Linked DNA regions of Homo sapiens: region 2 is linked to region 1. The links are chromatin loops, found by intact Hi-C in ENCODE. Cell type or tissue: PC-9. All regions are shown on one strand. Each heading gives the region's core, and the rest is flanking DNA. Links, peaks and the distances in the headings are about the cores only. Region 1 overlaps NRP1 (neuropilin 1). Region 2 overlaps NRP1 (neuropilin 1).

Region 1 (9,460 bases), core at 4,695-7,194:
GAGATCCCTGTCTCCGCCAAAAAAAAAAAAAAAAAAAAAAAAAAAAAAAATATATATATATATATATATATAGAAAACAGCCAGGCATGGTGGCGCACACCTGTAGTCCTGGCTACTCAGGAGGCTGAAGTGGAAGGATCCCTTGAGCCCAGAAGTTTGAGGCCACAGTGAGCCATGATGGCGCCACTGCACTCCAGCCTGGGTGACAGCAAGACTCTGTCTCAAAAAAATACAGATTTCAAAGCCTCACACCTAGAGACTCCAATTCTCATTTAGGTCTGGAGAGGACAGGTGGATGGGAGACTGCAATTTCAACAAGCATTCTGGTGATTCTTATGGTTGGGCAAGTTTAAGAACACTACTTTAAAACAGAAGTATAATGATGAACAGTGGGAAATGGGTGAGTAAAGAGGTGGAAGAGAGGGTAAAGCTAAGTCTTAATAGATAAGGTTACAGCCTGTCCCCTGACCAGTGAGATGCAGTAGGCCTGCACTAATTGGAAGTTCACAGCACTCAGGGTGTTATTTGTTCAGTCTTCCAATTCCTTGGGACTATGAAATATTTCTCCTGTTCCCCTTTTCCTGCTGCTTCCTGCAGCTTCTCCAAACCACATACAGGGCAGGGTATTTGTCCTTGAGAAAAGTAAACAGCTCCAGTAGCCAAACAGAGGAGGAACCATAGCATCTTACTTTAAACCCTCAGTTTTCTAGTTTTTAAAATAGATTGTGGGGACTAGCCTTGCAACTTCCCTAAAGGCACACACCTGAAACCTTGGAAAACGATTTGAAGCTTAGAGGTTGAGGTCAAGTTTAATACCCAAGTCACCGAGAAGGTGGCTTTGCTTTTTCAGAGGCCTTTGCTTTTCACTGTTGCAATTGTGTGCCATGCGTCGTCTGGGAATCAGTGAGTGCCCGTGGAGTGAAGTCCCAATTTCTGGGTGCCTTCTGGATGCTTTGTAAAGAAAGGTGTTAGGATACGTTGTCTACTTGAAAATTGCAGGCTGGGCACAGTGGCTCATACCTGTAATCCTAGCACTTTGGGAGGCTGAGGTGGATGGATCACTTGGGGTCAGGAGTTTGAGACCAGCCTGGCCAATATGGTGAAACCCTGTCTCTACTAAAAATACAAAAATTACCTGGGCATGGTAGTGCACGCCTGTAATCCCAGCTACTCGGGAGTCTGAGGCAGGAGAATCGCTTGAACCTGGGAGGCGGAGGTTGTAGTGAGCCGAGATTGTGCCACTGCATTCCAGCCTGGGCAACAGAGTGAGACTCCATCTCAAAAAAAAAAAAAAATTTAAAAATTTAAAAAAAAGAAAATTGCTAAGAGATTAGATTTTAAGTGTTCTCACCAAAAAAAAAAAAAAGCCTAAAATAGGTTTATGAAGTAATGCATATGTGAATTAGCTTGATTTAGCCATTCCACTAAGTGTACCAAAACATCACGTTGTATGCCATAAATATATACAACTTCCATTTGTTAATTTAGACAATTATTTTATTTATAAATTTTTAAAAGAAATGCGTTAGGTAAAAAAAAAAAATAATGGTTTATTTGAATTTGATATTGTGGTGAGCAAAATTGAAGGGAAACAATTGCTATCATTGAAATTAAAAGGATTTTTCTATGGAAAATATTTGCCTCTGATAGACATTTGTAAGCATACATTTTTCTCCTGCATATTCGCTACTGTTTTCTTATTTTTGCATGTTCCTGTTTTTGTTTTTCAGGTGGCACCACTGTGCTGGCCACAGAAAAGCCCACGGTCATAGACAGCACCATACAATCAGGTATCAAATAAAATACGAAATGTGACAGATTCCATGTACCTCTCTTCTCTCCGCGGCTGCGCTCCTCGCTTTCAGTTTCTCTGAAAGTCCTAGAAGGAGAGATGCCACACAGCATCTGGTCTCCAAGCATGAGCCATAAATATTGCTTTCCTTTCATCCACATGTATATGCAGCAGGGAGTGAGATTTCCTTCTCCATCAGTAATTGCCAAATGGTGACAATCCCAGCTCTCCACTGAAGGAACGGAGTAACATACTTTGTTTAAACGCAGCACATCTAGGACATGGATTGTGTTTGCAAACTACAGGAGAAGGAAATCTCACAGGCAGCACAGCCCGACTATTTATTTTCATCCCAATCCTGCAAAACCCAGGCAGGCAAAGTTTGTCAGTTTTGCCTGCCATGGAGTTGGCAGTTTTACAACAGTGTTTCCAGTGGGCGTGCCACAAAACGGGGTTCAGGAAACCAGAGTTTATAATTGTGCACAGAGAGAAGCACACCCTTGGGAACAGCACCTCCTCATCCTTTTATTAATAGAAAAGCGTAACGACTTTTAAAGCCCTCGGTTTGCTGTCGATCAGGGGCCAGTCACGGTTAAACGGTGGCCTTCCTCTCACTGGCCTTTGTGTTTTGTTAGTATCCTGTGAAATTCTTCCCGGCAGACGTACATGAAGGGAAACAGTCAGTATAAGCAATCAGAGGTTTTAAATACTTTAAAGTTAATCATTAGACTAAGGTGAACAGGTCAGTTTTCCAGCTTTCTCCCATTTCCTCTATTGAAGCTCACTCAGTCTTGGCTTCTGCAGTCATTTATTAATGGGGCGTGTGGTGTATATCAATGTTTCCTCTATGGTATGACACTACCCAGCTAGGCAGAAAGTAGAAAGGGCCGCCCTAATTAGTATGCTTCCTTAAAGGACGCTGTCACTGTTGACCTGATTAAACTGCAAAACAAACTTCTCTTTGGTCAAACTTAACCCCCAGCTGCCCTGTAGCATGTTCAGGTTGACAAAATTCCTGCTACCACACAGCCCAGACACCCTCTACAAAACCAAGAGATGAAACAGAAGAGTCACTGCCTAAATTCAGAAAATGGTGTCGTCCTACACACATCTTAAGTTGTAAAATGTGGCTTTCAAAGACTGCGCAGGCACCTCCCATAGCTGAAGGTATCTCATGAAAAAAGCCGTGCCTTTCCTTTTCTTTGTACCTTTCCTGAAAGTTCTCAGCCCTCAGGAAGATTTTCTGTGGATGAAGGGTAGTGACCACCAGTTGGTTCTCTATGTCCTTTCTGGGATAGGGAAGAGGGGTGAGGTGAACAAATGAAGTTCTGATCATATAACAAACATTTTAGCTGTTGTTGCAGTTTCTTCTCTTACCAGAGAGGTAATTAAAGCCACTATGAAGTCGCCAGCTAATTTGTTTCATCTCATCTCTCTTCTCCTTGACTATGAAAGGGGGTAGGGATCGTTAAAAAAAATAAAAGTGAACAACAGCTGTGTAGAAAATGGAAAGTTCTATCAGATTCCAAATCTAGGTAATCTTCCCTGAATGTTGAAGGTCAATATTGTCAGAGCAGGAGCGGTTTTGTTAACACATTTGATTTGTGCACAATCTCAAGGTCACTCAAGGGATGGCTTCTCAGAGGGGCCAGTCGGTCCTGTCACAGAGTCTACTGTGGTCAGAGGGCAGGTATGCAAATTGCAAACAGTAGGACCCGTTGCTATCACCATCTGAACAAGTTCAATCCAAACCACGCGGGTCTACTGATCAGGGGTGGTCAGGTCCGGTTTGCATTTCACAGTCAGTGCAGAGTTCTTTTCAAATTGACTTGCTTTCCTGTTTCTCCATTGTCTGAGTCATGAATCTGGACTCCAAGTGCTCTGTTTGTGGGTAATGGGCTGTCTGACCTTCCTGGAAGGACTTCTGTTGATTGTCACCTTCTGGCTAAGTCAATGCCCAGAATATTGCATGGGGACTTGAGCATGCTTCAAGCCAGGGGTCAGGTCTAACTCTGAAGAGTTGACCCAGTGGCCTGAGTCACCTGATACTTTGATCCACACTGTTCTGCAGGCTCCAGATTCTTCAAGCATCATCACAAGCAGCAGTCAATGAGACCTCAAAACCTTCATCATAATTCCATTTTGCTATTATAGACTCAACTCAGAGTCTTACTATTTCATCTTGCTGATTCTCATCAATATAATAAACTCCATGGGCATATAATATTTATATACTTTTATGTAATCAGATGCATAAAAGCTGGTTAATGCTCTGCCAGCAAGTGATGGGATCCTTACATTTTTAATCTAGCTCTCTCTGGCGAGAGCTCTAACCCTCTGAGGCTCCTCCAGCATTCCTGCAGCAGTTCGGAGTATATTCATCACCTACGATTGTATGGGCCTGAGCACCTCTGCTTGTTTAGACTGAAAGACTAGTCTATGAACAAGTGAGTTAAACTGCTCTATAGAAGTTTGGAATACCAGATATAAAAATTAAATCCTTATGCATACATATGGTGCTAATGATCCAACTTCAGGCAAGATGGGTTGGGCAAGCACAGCTGGTACTTGCTCTCAGAGGCTGTAAATTTGTTTTAAGTTCAGAATATTGTTTCCTGCTATTTTTAAGAGTCAAGAAGGGATTTAGCTGGATTACCCCCATTGAATTTAATGAGAGTTGTGTGCCCCGCCAGGGCTTGGGTAATATTTTGAAAACGTAAACGTCAGTAGTCCTATATGTTTGTTTCATTCATTAATTTGCTTTTTTCTCTCCTTTTCTCTCTCCCTTTCTCCTTTCCTCTGTCCTTCTCTCTTTCTTTTCCCTTTCTATAAATGTTTATGGGTGGTTTGTGTGTTTGTCTTTCTAGCCAGGCTGGAAGTTTCCACATTGAACCTCTCACTCCATAACCCTCCCCAACAAAAGGCATTGATCTAAAAACATATCCTTTAAATAACCAAATTGCCACAAGTTACATGATCAAGACAAGAAGATAAAAGAGCAGTAAAATACAAAAACTTAGAGCGGTTCACCTGGTTAAATGTACAGGATGGGGAAGGACATTGGAAGGTAAAGGCAGACTGTCATTCTCTGAAGCGAGAAGTGCCTGAAACATTTTTTCAGGCAAAGCGGTTCCATGTCCTGGTCATTTCAAAAATATCCAAGTTCCTACATTTTATGGTATCATCAGAATATGAAGAGCCAAAAGAATGGATGATGTCATTTTCTGTTCTATAAACAATAAATGTAATGTATTAACAAAGTAAATACAGGCAGAACTGTGTGTGCTGGGGTGGCTTTCTTTATCCTGAATGTGCATGTTTTATAAAGTACATTTAAGGAGAAAAATCAAAACCACACACACATTAACATGTTCCAATATTAACATTTTCTAACATGAGATTATGCAACAGTACATTTCAGGGTCATGGGCGTTGGCATCCAAGGTTGCTCAATCATTCAGTCACCGTTCAGTTGACTGTACTTCATCTACATAATTCAATCTTGCTGCGGAAAAGAGTGGTAAATTTTGGAGAGGGTTTCCCATGCCTTAAGAAGTCCTATTTCATGGCTATGATAGACTAGACATGAAATATATCTCTCCGATGACACTACAGCTGTGAAATATAGCCTGTTTGCACTAAATGAAAGTACTCACATTTTACACATCACATAGCTTACTAGTTTACTTTCCCAAACTGGCTCTGTCTACCCTTTGGGAGGTCACATTATCATTGGGAGAATCCAAACTGCTCCATTTGGACAGTTTTTATGGTGGATTCCTTCCAAAATTTGACATTAGCTCTAGAAAAGGGTTCCTTATAAACTAAAAATGCAAAGTAAATCATTCTTATCTATTCAATAAATCTTCCCATTAAAATTCCTCCTGCCATTGGGGGAGGGGCCATGGAGACAAGGCTCAGAGCAGAAGGCGAGATACTTTGTTAATAAACACAAGCAAGTTAAAGAAGCTCAAAATGAGATAAGGTCTTGGCCTGACCCTAATACAGCATCTAATACCAGACTTCCCTTATTGTTCATAGGGATTCTTTTGAGGCTTATTTTTAAGTTCAACGGTCCAGATGCCCCAGGCGCCTTCCTGTTTGTTTCAATGCTGCCACCTCGTGGACTGCCTAAAGTCAGTGACAAGCCTAAAGGCCCTTCGTCACTGGAGAAAACAGCTGCATCTGCGGGCTTCGTTCTTTATAGGAGGACGAAAGGAGGGGGCAGAAGCCCGAGAATTTCATCTTTAGAATTTTTTTTATTGTTAGCTTATGTTTACCAAAACAACAGTCATACTTGGAATAAGTAGCAATGATTTCATTTTTCCCATACTTAAAAGTTAAGCTCCTTTCAAAAAGAGGCTGTGTAAAATGTCAGGCTGTGGGTTTTAAAAACACCATAGTCCAACAGCACCTTGTAGGGCACACACAAGGCAAGTCATTCCCGTGAATTCATTCACGCTGTCTTTTCAGATTCCTAAGGAAGCCTTTTGAACATTAAAAAAAAGAAAAGAGAAGTAAAAACGGGTAGCTATTGAAATGGGCTTTGGATTTAGATGACCTTACATTGAGGTTTTAAGCCGGGTGAACAATTTATATGTAAATTTAGAAATTAAAAAAGCAGAAATTTATACTTAAATTAATCGACCTTATAGAAGGCATGGAAGAAAAAAAAATAATCCTAAAATGCTTAAGAGATTCTAACCCTGACATTAAAGACCTGAAGCATGAACTGGTGAGGTGGAAATAGAGAAAACCTCCTGGGTGAGGCATTTCGCCAAGTTACTTTCCACTTTTGAGGCTTCATGGGTCAATCTCTAATTAAGATTCTTTTCATTGGTGGGTATCAACTTATATGATTTATCCTCAAGAACAGAATGGCTTTCATATTAAATACTGTGGAAATGGGGAGAGTGCAGCAAATGTAATACACGTGCTTTAGAAAATAGCCTTCCTGGAGATTTTATGTAAACCCAATTTGACAGGCAGTCCATAATCCTTTTAAAGCTGGATTTTTAAAGAAATTACTAAATGTGGTTTTGCAAACATTTTGACATCTCCATGCATCTTTTGGTTTCTTGGTAATCCTGGCTTTCCTGGAATTTTCAAACAGACATAAAGTTGTATAAATCGTGCTTTCCATGAGTGAACCAAGGGCCTTTGTGACCCTAAATGATCAAATTTGCCTTTCTTTGCTTGTCTCTTATTTTTACTTCCCACCCACTGAAGAGTTTCCAACATATGGTTTTAACTGTGAATTTGGCTGGGGCTCTCACAAGACCTTCTGCCACTGGGAACATGACAATCACGTGCAGCTCAAGTGGAGTGTGTTGACCAGCAAGACGGGACCCATTCAGGATCACACAGGTATCACAGAGTTCACTTCGGCTGCATGGCTTTGCAGATTCTCTTTGATTCCGAGGCTGTGTTACTGGGAGGGTTTCTAATGTCTGTGAATTTAGGGCGGGTAGGAATTACTACAGGCGTTCACATGTGCTATTATTTTCTAGAATTAACAATGTCTCTTTCCCTAGTAGCGAGAAGCATAGGGCAAATCATAGTAATGCCCCTTGAAGTTGGCCACTGATTGGCCTCCTTGAAAACAGCAAATTGGGCAAGGATCTATGAATTAGCATTCATCTTATCCTTTTTTTTTTTTTTTTTTTTTTTGAAATGGAGTCTCACACTGTTGCCCGGGCTGGAATGCAGTGGCACTAGCTCCACTCACTGCAACCTCCGCCTCCTGGCTTCACACGATTCTCTTGCCTCAGCCTCCCAAGTACCTGGGATTACAGGCATACACCACCACACCCAGCTAATTTTTTGTATTTTTAGTAGAGACGGGATTTCACCACATTGGCCGGGCTGGTCTCGAACTCCTGACCTTGTGATCCACCCACCTCAGCTTCCCAAAGTGCTGGGATTATAGGTGTGAGGCACCGCAACTAGCCTCATCTTATACTTTTTCTGAACTTCTTATTTTGGGCAATTTCAAACATATTCACAAATGGAAAAGAAATAGTAGAATGAATTCTCTATGTGCACGACCCTGCTTCAACAATTATCAGATCATAGGAAACTTAATTTATGTCTGTCATCCCTGACTCTGAATTATTTTCAAACAAGTCCAAGCATATATTATGTCCCCTCGTTTATTTTACAACTAAAGAAACAATTCACAATGCTTGCTCTCTCCCGACCCTTGAAGGGGAGGTGGGGAAAGACGGTGTGGAATTCTTATTCACTGGGGAAAGATTGAAAGTGTAGTGTATTTCCTTTGAGCAGGTAGAAACCTCACCATGCCCTAGATCACAACCCTCCCACCACCTCCTGCCTTACTTTCTTCCTAAGATTAATTGGTGGGGGAGGAATGGGTTGGGGGACAGAAAAAGCTGGCAGCTTCTCCAGTGAACTCTATTATCTGCCCCCTTCCTGCTACCCACCTAGTCATTTCACTGCCCAACTTGAAGTACAGTATAAAGGACCAGCAGACTGGACGTGGTGGCTCACACCTGTAATCCCAGCACTTTGGGAGGCCAGAACAGGAGAATCAGTTGAGTTAGAGAGTTAGAGACCAGCCTGGGCAACATAGCAAGATACTGACACTACAAAATAAATTTTTTTTTTAAAATCAGCCAGGCATAAGGGCGCACACTTGTAGTCCCAGCTACTCAGAGTCTGTTTTAGGATCCTTTGAGCCTAGGAGTTCAAGGCTGCAGTGACCTATGATCACACCATTGCACTCCAGCCTGGGTGACAGAATTAGAACCTGTCTCTAAAGAGAAAAAAATAAAAATTAAAAATAAAGAAATAACCAGCCATGTCTGGCCCAACACACATGCACACACACACACATACACACACACACATATACACACTCACAACAAACGCCCAATCCATGAACTTCTGCACCCACTCAGAAATACTTACAGAGCACTGCTTGCTCAAGTAGTGGCTTCCCAAAAGGTACCCCAGGGGGGCATTTGCTGATGCTAGGAAATCTCATTAAATTCTCCCCATCTTGGCTCTTTGGGTGAGTGAGTCAGTGGACTGAAGGCTGGGCCAAGGGTACTTCATGCCTTTCCCATTTTGTGGTTCACTTTTCTCCCAGTGAATATAACCATTAAATAGGTTGAATAGGCCTCCTTCCACCACAGCCACCTCCTTGCCTAATGAGAATGACAAGGAAATTGGATAAAATTGGACTCCTTCAAATCTGAGACACTTTCAATTGAATCTTAAGACAGGCAGTTTTAGAAAACTTAAAATACTTTGACTGTAAATGGCACTGTACATATAAATGGCATCAAATTAACTAAATGCAATTAGCCAAAATGAAGGCAGTAATGGTGGAAAAATTGATGCAAAGTGAAGCAAAATGGCTCAGTAGGATCTGACATTCAAAGGAGGTTAAAAGCTATGTTAGCCAGAGACAAAAGCTAAAAGGCTTGCAGAAGTAAAGTGCTAATTGAGAAAATGAAGACAGAGTTCCTGACCCAGAACTGTGATAAAACCCTTGAAAGGGAAAATATCAGTGCTTTATGTGTTAGAGTATCAGAGAAGGAGAGCTTGTCGTAGATTAACAGCTGAGAAGTGCGATTCCTTCAGAAGGGTTTGACTCTTTTGTTCTCTCAGCCACCCAGATTTACTTGGCAGTTGTGCCAGGTC
Region 2 (9,460 bases), core at 2,435-4,934, 97 kb before region 1:
TGGCGGATGTCAACTCACCACAATCTCTGCCTCCCGGGTTCGAGTGATTCTCCTGCCTCAGCCTCCCGAGTAGCTGGGATTACAGGCGTGTGCCACCAATGACCGGCTAATTTTGTATTTTTAGTAGAGATGAGGTTTCTCCATGTTGGTCAGGCTGGTCTCGAACTCCCGACCTCAGGAGATCCGCCCTCTTCGGCCTCCCAAAGTGCTGGGATTACAGGCGTGAGCCACTGTGCCTGGCCAGGACATAGATTTTGATAAAGCATTGCTCTGCAAAGACATCAACTCCATGAAGAACAGTGATGCACATTTGCAGGAAGCTAAATGCCAGGTCACACTCTGGCTATATTCTCACATTCTAAGAACTCATCCCCAAATCCCACACTCACTGAAGCGTTTGAGATATGTAGGACCCCCACCATGACATAAAACTGCACATGCACTTGAAAATTACTAAGCGATCAGCATGTTATTTGGAAGGAATCACACTGATTTTGACTCGAGGTTGCAAAGCCCACAGATTCTACTTAGATCCATTTGCTCACACACCAGCATTGTTCAATAGTAATGTAAAATGAAGAGTGTATTTTAGTTGGTATTTGCGACCTCTTTGGGTTGTCCTGAGGTTAATTCTGAAGAAAGCACATTATCCGTGCTATGACTGTGACAGACAAAAGAATTCACGTTGAGTATGGATGAGTGAAATCCATTCATTCACATGGATATTCAGAAATTGATAAAATCCATCGTGTGGTAATAGTGCCACATCTTTCTTATGCAAATCAGCTAAGTTTTAAAGAATTTTATTGGGTTTTGAGCACGTGTGTGTGTGCATGCACGCGAGCACGTTTTTAGCAGATGGCAGGCATTCTTCCTTCAAAAATAACGAACATGTTTTCTGTTTTCTCTCCCCTCTTTGCTGAATGCTGAGTGAGTGTGTTTTAATAGAAAAAGCAGAGAATCCAGAATCCAGTGCTGACTTTGCTGTGGACGGTTGGTCGTGTGACCTTTAGCAGCCCACATAACTTACGGGGGGCTCTGTTTCCTTATCGGTAGCATTTAGGGGTCAGAGAAGATGCCCTCCAAATTCTCCTCTGTAATTCCGGTCCGTGACAGTTTTCCTTGTTTCTGGCACAATGAAATTAATTGTATGTGACTGAATTCATGAAAAGAGAGTTACCATCCCCATTATAAAGATGCAACAGTCCAAACAGGTTGTAAAATTCTAAGGAGGCCCCTGTTTCTGTTTTCCTCTGCACTGGCTGCCAAGATATGTACTAAAGAAGTTAAAGTTTGTCAGGCCAAAAATATTCCAGGGAAGGAAAAGCCTGGGAAAAAAGCTCCTGTCTGGACCATTGTGTTCAAGTTAATATTTTATAAATGTTTCTTACCTCATCTGAAAAAATAAGGAATTTAAGTATTCCAGATAAAAGTAGATTTTATTATTTTAGTATTCATGATCTCAAACTGAAACAAGACAAATCGGAAGCCTGTCTTCTAAAATTTTCTTGAAGGTAGGGGTTATGGACTACAGAAATGAGGTCATAGGGAAGCTGTGGAATTACTTTCATTGGCGGGCTTTTTTTTTTTTTGAGATGGAGTCTCACTCTGTTGCCCAGGCCAGAGTGCAATGGCACGATCTCGGCTCACTGCAACCTCTGCCTCCCGAGTTCAGGCAATTCTCCAGGCTCAGCCCTGAGTAGGTGAGATTACAGGTGTGTGCCACCACACCCAGCTAATTTTTGTATTTTTAGTAGAGACAGGGTTTCACCATGTTGGCCAGGCTGGTCTCGAACTTCTGACCTCAGGTAACCCACCCACCTCGGCCTCCCAAAGTGCTGGGATTACAGGCATGAGCCACCGTCGTTGGCAGGTTTTACAAACAGGACAGATACAAATCTGCTTATCTGCTGGAACTGGATTAGGTTGGACAAATGAACTCTTCAGGGCCTTTCAAGCCCTACGTTAAGATTGCCACCAAAATTCTCGGATGCCCTCTTTCACCTGCTGGGCTTCAGTGTCAAGGTCAGCATGTGGTCTATACATAGACAACTTACTTTCCTCTCTACTTATATTTGGAATTAAACATGAACCAAGACCATCAGAACACTTCAAAATGCATATATATTTTTTTGAATGAAGATTTTAAAAACCACTTTGTTTATGTAAAAAAATATGCTGGAAAGATAAGAGGGCCTACAATCAAGAGTTTGATATTGTAGAATTTTGCTTTCCAAGAACAATTGGGAAAGAAGTAAATTAGCAGAGAGGATTTGCATTCTTAATCGATACAAGTGGGAAAACCTGTTTGAGAAGTTTATGGAAAAGTTTAAGATGAGAGTCAGAAGACATGGGTTTTCTGACTTCACAACTAAATCTGTGGGCTGGGCACCGTGACTCATGCCTGTAATCCCAGCACTTTGAGAGGCTGAGGTGGGTGGATCACTTGAGCCAGAGAGTTCAAAACCAGTATGGACAACATGGCAAAACCCTGTCTCTACAAAATATTAGCCACGTGTGATGGCATGCACCTGTAGTCGTAGCTACTCTGGAGGCTAAGATGGGAGGATCACCTGAGCCCAGGATGTCGAGGCTACAGTGAGCCGAGATTGCACCACTGCACTCCAGCCTGGGTGACAGATTGAGGCCCTGCCTCAAAAAACAAAATGAAAAACAAAACAAAACAGACAAAAAAACCTAACTGTGATCTTGGCCAACCCAATCTCTTAGAGCCTTAGCTTCCATATTTGAAAATAAGGATATATTGAAACAGACAATTTTCTAGTTTATTTTCAGGTCTATGACTCTTCTAAATTTTCCTTCATTTAATTGATTCTCTGCTTCCAAAAAACACTTCGCAATCTGTGTTTTAAATGTTCATTTACAAACAAGTTTCCAATCCCTTTGAGTTTACGTCTAGAATTCATGCCAACACCATATCTATCAAAAATTGTATATTTGCATCTGTTTGATATGCTCCTACTAATTTCTTACTGAAGTCCAGGTTTCCACAACACATTTCTGTTTAGTACTGGTCTGTGGTTGCTGTTGTTCATAGTTGTCTGGAAAAGTCTTGTCTCCAAATTACAGTGGCTTTCTTTTTCTTGCCCTGAAGCAGCAAATGATGGGAGAAATATGTGTTTGTTTCTGTTCTTCAGAGTCAGAGCTGCTTCAGGCATAAAATTCTTAGCCCTCTAGTTTAATTCAAATGCAATGAGTCACAAAGTAAATGTGAACTCCGGGCTGTGTATTGTGGGGATTGGGCAAGTTAAATTAATTTTTAGAGCCAGATTGCGTTACTTAAACCTAGGATCCTAATTTGCGCTGACAAAAACCATCAAATCAGCCTGCAGAGGTGCCTGAAACTTACTGCCCAGATAATAGCTGACAATTTGAACTTGGTAGTTTTATGGATTGGTTTGTATCTAAAAAGCAGGCAGCTTTTAAAAGCCCTGAATAAAGGTTGCTTTCTGTGGACACCTACGGCGTGACTATTTATAAAAGCACCCAATGATTTTTCCCCTCCTAAAAGTGCTATTGGCAGAATGAGGCTTGGTATTTAATCCACAACCCGCTATGCACTGCCCCCTACAGTGGCAAAGAACACGCAGGGCTGGAAGAAAGAGATCAAGGAAGCATTAAAAATGTCAGGCCACGAGACCATGTTTAAATTATTAGGTGAGATGCCGTCTTGCATTTAACAATGGCCCCACGCACCTTGAGGCCCAACTTCCTCTCTCCTTGGATGTTTTGACGGGTTATTGCAATCTTTTCTGAAATTGAATTTCAGTTTGCTTCAATAGCATTTCCCAGTAAATAGGAGTGACTCTGGTATCTCGTTTGTGAATCTTGATGTAATAATCGGAGGTAATTGAAGCGTGCACAAACCACAGAGACTTATGACATGTTTTTAAACAAGGATTGACTGATACGAAACTAATTGAACAAAAGCTGGAAATCAGATTCCTCCAAGAAACCTTGCACAGAATACAGGGTCTTTCATAATGGCACTGAGTTTGACTTTAAAAGTGGCGTGTTCAAGTTTCCTTATTTTCCTGAAGGAGTTTAGGAGTAAGTTACTGACAGGCAAGGTTGTGACCCAATGACCAGAGTTAATCATCTGGCGACTGGAATTAATCTTTTGTCTGTCCTGTGGTTTGGATTAACCAGGGTCGGTCATCCCCTCATGCCTTGGTGGCCCCTATGAATTAAAAAAAAAAAAAAAAAAACCTCTTGGTAACAAAGACACACAAAATGAGCTTCAAAGGACAGCATTTTGTCCTCTGAAGGACAAACTAAACTAGCACAGATTTGGAAACTTTTTATTTTGTAAATTAATCTTCTGTAGACAGATAAGATTGTAATATTTTATATTTATGCTCAAGCATACACAAATATATGCACATATAGACGTATCACATATAGGCATTCTATACATCCTCAGGTTGCAAAGTGGCTGCAGGACTTATATTCCATTTCAATGGAAGTTAGATACTAAAAGGGAGAAATAAAAGAACAAAACCTGTAATTTACATATCCAAGCTATGCAAGAGACCAAGATTATTAAAGCAGGGCGCACAATGCTCCTCAGCCCCTGGATTTAAAGTGGGGGTGAAAAGCATTTATAGATAAGAATTTGAAATTCAAATGAAGGAACAAGTAGTCTGTCTAAAATGCTGGCCTCCGCAGATACTGACCTTCCGTACAAAAGGTAGCGGATTTTTATTTTCAGGCACTAAAGAAAAGAGAATGAATTGTGTGTCGTGCACTCAGATTAGTGATAACGATAAAACGTAGCAAACCTTTTGATGCTTGGTGCCTAATTGAAGGAAATAGAGGAGAGTGGTAAAGTAAGGAGTGAACATAGCCAGGAGAATAATTAACAGCTTCATCAGGCAAAACTTACCATTCGTATGTGTATCTAACACACGCTAATGTCAGTTGGATTGAGACTTGATGTGGAGCAAATTTCTTTAAAAGATAATGAATTGCCGCTCTTCGAGGAACAATTTGAAATGCGTCAATGTCACCCTTATTTATAACACCACTAGGGAATGGCAGGAAAGTTGAGATCTAAACATTTTATTTCTCTAAACAGGAGTCATGATGACGTGGACCTCATTAGAGTTATCACTCCACCTGTGGAAACTAAAACAGATAAGATTGATATAAGCACCTAGGGATTTATAGACGTAATACCTATTATCACTAATAGGCGTTAGGTAACGAAATCCCAGAAGGTCTTGGTGAGACTAAGCCCCCTAAGTATTTGGCATGCCCTTCTGAAGAGATGTTGTTGTCATTATGGCTATTTTTATAAGGTTTAATGTAATTGGAACAAAAGCAGTACACCCCGCCATGCTTTGAGTTTTCCCAGAAGTGATTTATGTGATTTGTAGAAAAAAATGTCTGAAAGTTTAAGGTGTTCTCTTCCAGAGCTAGTTCCTAAACGATTTAGAAGATTCTGTTTAAGTGTTGTTAAAAGTATGAATATAAAATAGTTTGACTACCTGGGCTATGCGGTGGTTGTTTTAGTTTCTCTTGCAGGTTCATTTTCTCAGTAGCATGAACTTAATCCCAGGGAAACAATACTGTTTTTGATTCTCAGAAAAATTTAGGGTAAGTAGGAAGATATTTCCTACCTAAAAGTATACATTTTATCAGGGAAGTAAATAAGGCACACAAGACCCCCCTAAAAACAGTTGTAGTGCAACATTTGGCAAACTTTTATTCCTTGGCTCCTACTCCCTAATTAAGGGTTTTATACATTCAAGGAGAGGAACATTTACAGGTTATTGAGTAAAAGAAAAGCTTCACAGAATAAATGAACCTTGGGTGGGCTTTGAAAGAGTGAGATTTGAATCAGCAGCAATAAGAAAAAAGAAACATCTAGAAAGGGATGCCAGAAAAATTCTCTAGTTATCTTTAGATAAGCGACATCAGGCTCTTGCCTTTGTCCTTCAAAAGAACTAACATGCCAGGTGAGGTGGTGTGCCTGTAGTCCCAGCTACTCAGGAGGCTGAGGTGAGAGGATCACTTGAGCCTAGGCGTTCTGGGCTGTAGTGCACTGTGCTGATGAGATGTCCACATTAAGTTCAGCATCGATAATGGTGACCTCCTTGGAACAGGGGACCAACAGCTTGCCTAACGAGGGGTGAACCAGCCCAGGTTGGAAACAAAGCAGCTCAAAACTCCCATGGTGATCAGTAGTGGGATTGTGCCTATGAATAGCCACTGCACTCCAGCCAAGGCAACACAGTGAGACTCCATCTCTAAGAAATGAAAAAAGAACTAACACTATCCCAAGAATAGTAACTGGTAGGGACTTGGGGCAGAAACATACCCACAGGATTAGCCAAGGCATGCCTCTTTCTATTTGAGCTTTAAAAATGAAAATCATGTGGCCAATACCTGGACATACATTTGACCTCCAAATCAACCGTTCTAATTTTCATTTTACCCTGACATTTATCTACTAGGATATATATTTTATTTTTTAGGACTGTCATCAAAGTTCACTTTAACCAAATTTAGATACCATTCTTTACCAAGTTTGGGTTAGGGTTAGAAGGAAAGGCACCGTGTTGTTTGCAACCCAGAAAAGCTCGGGCTCACACTCTATCTTGAGACAGCTCTGACGTTGTGAATGGGCTAAGCATGCTCGAGAGACCATGGCAGACAAGCTGCTATGGAAATGTCCTCAAATGATCTTCAGCAGACACAGCTTCCATTTCTCTTACCTTCTCCACAGCACCCATGCTATTGATTGATATCCTAGTCACAGGCAGCAAGGTCCGGACCCAAGGATGAGGCATTGACTCTGTCTATGCCATTCCTTCCACTCCAGACACCTCTATGGGCCTCTGGGTGAAGAATGCAGGAGTTAATTCAGTAGACTCACTAGTCAGGCTAAAGAATTGCCTGTGAAACCCATGGTCTTATCAAGTCAACTAGCTATCTCAATAGTGATGGGGATATAGCTGCAGTAAAGATATTCTCATGTGTAACAGGACACCACCTGTTCATTCTTTCTCTCCAAGCTTCTAAAATAATGACAAGCATAAAACCTCTTTCAGCTTTTCAGAAAAATGGGCTATGTAAATATAAGCTATTACTACTTTTTCCACCAAAAATTATGTATGTCGTACATGCTAAGAATCCTTTCCTGTTTAATTGCAGAGCATCATGAGAGTAGAAATCAGAGCTTCTGCTAGTAGTCTTCTACCATTTGTATGGAAAATTGCCATGGAAGAAATCAATATTATTACTGTTCAAATATTTGCACAGCCTGTGTTTAACGTGCCTGTCACACATTAATGAGAAAGTATTTTTGAAGACATTGTATTTAAAGAAGAAAACTTAGAAAAACATCAAGTTGAAGTTATTATTTTTAATGACTGCCAAATTCAATGTTACTTCTGCTCCAGTAGTATTTGAGCTGTTAACCTGTGTTTTTGAGTGTATGTTCGTTGGTGAATAATTAGGGAGGAATTCCTTAGTAAGTAATTGATATAAAGACCATTTGACTTTGAAATTTACAAAAGCCTATTTTAAATTTAAAATTTATGAAAGTTATGTGTGTGTTTAATTAGTGAAAATGGGTATTTTGCCTATGTCTGGGAAGGGGGATTATTGCAATCTCAGTCATTAAGAAAGGTCTCCTGAATCAATGACATTTTTACAGTGCAGCAATAATCTTATTATATTACACACACGCAAAAATGTTAAATGGACTATAAGATTTGGCATGAAATTGCCTAGTTGCTTGGGTGGGGGGGCGGAGAGAAAATTCAGCATAGCAACTAAACAGCTATAAAAATAGTCATGTTCTCTGTCCAGAATTTGGAGTTCTTGGCTGGCATGCCCAGTTTGTAAAAGAAAAGTCAGCAGAATAAGTTAAGTTTGTTCTGTGGCATCAGAAAGCCAACCCTCAAAATAGATGTGGAAAATGCTTGTGTTAAATGGTCATCCAGGCATTTCTTTGGCTCTCTGGTGCTTGGGGCCATCTATGGGAGACCTGGATCAGCCCTTCATTCTGCCCTGGACCTCTCTCCATTTCCTGGATCCTTGCTCCAAAGAATGATGGGATTATCTTCATTCTCATCACAAGACTCTACCTCTAGATTGCATGGTCCCAGATTAGCAGGAAGGGCAGATGTAGGAGGAGGATGTAGGAATGGAGGGAAAAGCAAGGCATTCAAGGGATAAGAACACAGAGGGGAAGTCTAGTCATCCATCCTTCCCTCTGTGACACAGGCTTCCCACACGTTTTGCAGAGCCTGTGAAATACTTACATGCATACTTGCCATCCCTGTCTTGCTAAAGTAATAACATCTCAACAACCTTTATGCAATTAGAGAAGCCGTTTCTTTGCTTATCTGTGTTTGGGCCTGTTTCTTAGGTGTCAGTCTAATAAATGAGTTCTTTAAATTTTTGTCTTCTCATAATACCATAAAATTAGAAACTCATCATAGGGAAGTGAAATCACGGTGCAGATAACTGTAAGGCTGTCATGCAGAAGAGGAATTAAATGCAGTCTTAGGATCAATGGGTGGGAATGACATTAAATACTGAAGAAACAATAGTTGACGGAACAGATTGGAGGCAAAGTAAGGAAGACTTGGAATACTCACCCGGGGGTCAAAGATGGGATGAGCTTCCTGTCTGGATTCGGAATTTCCCCTTCTTGTAGGTTTTCTTTGTTGTTGTTGTTTGTTTTGTTTTGTTTTGTTTTGTTTTGTTTTTGAGATGGAGTCTCGCTCCCTCCCCCAGGCTGGAGTGCAGTGGCTCAATCTTGGCTCCCTGCAGCCTCAGCCTCCCGGGTTCAAGCAGTTCTCCTGCCTCAGCCTCCAGAGTAGAGTAGCTGGGATTTCAGGCATGCACCACCATGGCTGGTAATTTTGTATTTTTAGTAGATACGCGGTTTCACCATGTTGGCCAGTCTGGTCTCAAACTCCTGACCTCAGGTGATCCTCTCACCTCAGCTCCCAAAGTGCTGGGATTACAACACTGCACCCAGCCCCCTTCCTGTAGGGTTTTGAGCAAGGATGAGAAATCCTGTGGTAGGAATCTTAAATTAGAAGTGGATCCTAATGATCACGAAAAAATTTCTCATCATCACCTAGAAAATGAGATGTCATGATTTGTCTTTCATCAGAATATTGTGGTAAGTTCTAATTCTTCTATTATAACTGGATCTGAAATATTGTTCCACTCCATTGAGTGTTCTGGGCTCCAGTTTTTCCATCTATAAAATGCAACCTTGGTCTATTATATCTTCCCACTGTAAAATATTGCTTAGTTCTATTCATGGCGGTCACCTTAACTCTAAGTAGTAAAACCAGGGCATTCTTGATTCCTGCTCTCAGGGAGACAAACTAGAGGAAAACAAGCTAAGTGCATTTGTCAGCCTTGGTTGAGCTCTTTTTACTAAGTATAGGCACAGTCTTAGGTATCAGCA

What was found. A loop is a pair of places that touch in the nucleus more often than their neighbours do. Peaks named below come from ENCODE experiments on the same cell type or tissue, not always from the same donor. Only the 100,000 strongest peaks of a DNase experiment are listed, where the experiment ranks them.
Region 2: a loop joins it to region 1, with 8 times the contacts of the local background. A loop is called at or near these places in 6 of 110 quality-filtered maps.

The regions. Positions count from the first base shown.
Region 1 is chr10:33,189,980-33,199,439 of GRCh38, reverse strand. NRP1 (neuropilin 1) reads left to right here. Exons shown (of 17, transcript NM_003873.7): 12 at 1,731-1,790; 13 at 7,022-7,159. Among named protein-coding and RNA genes, the nearest start is that of IATPR, 78 kb to the right of the region's middle. In PC-9, for the core only: a CTCF peak has its summit at 5,968; no DNase peak of the experiment used is centred there.
Region 2 is chr10:33,285,118-33,294,577 of GRCh38, reverse strand. All of the region lies in intron 2 of NRP1 (neuropilin 1), which reads left to right. It also overlaps the pseudogene RN7SL398P. Among named protein-coding and RNA genes, the nearest start is that of NRP1, 45 kb to the left of the region's middle. In PC-9, for the core only: a CTCF peak has its summit at 3,527; DNase peaks (open chromatin) are centred at 3,147 and 3,847; H3K4me3 peaks cover 2,152 bases; H3K27ac peaks cover 2,500 bases.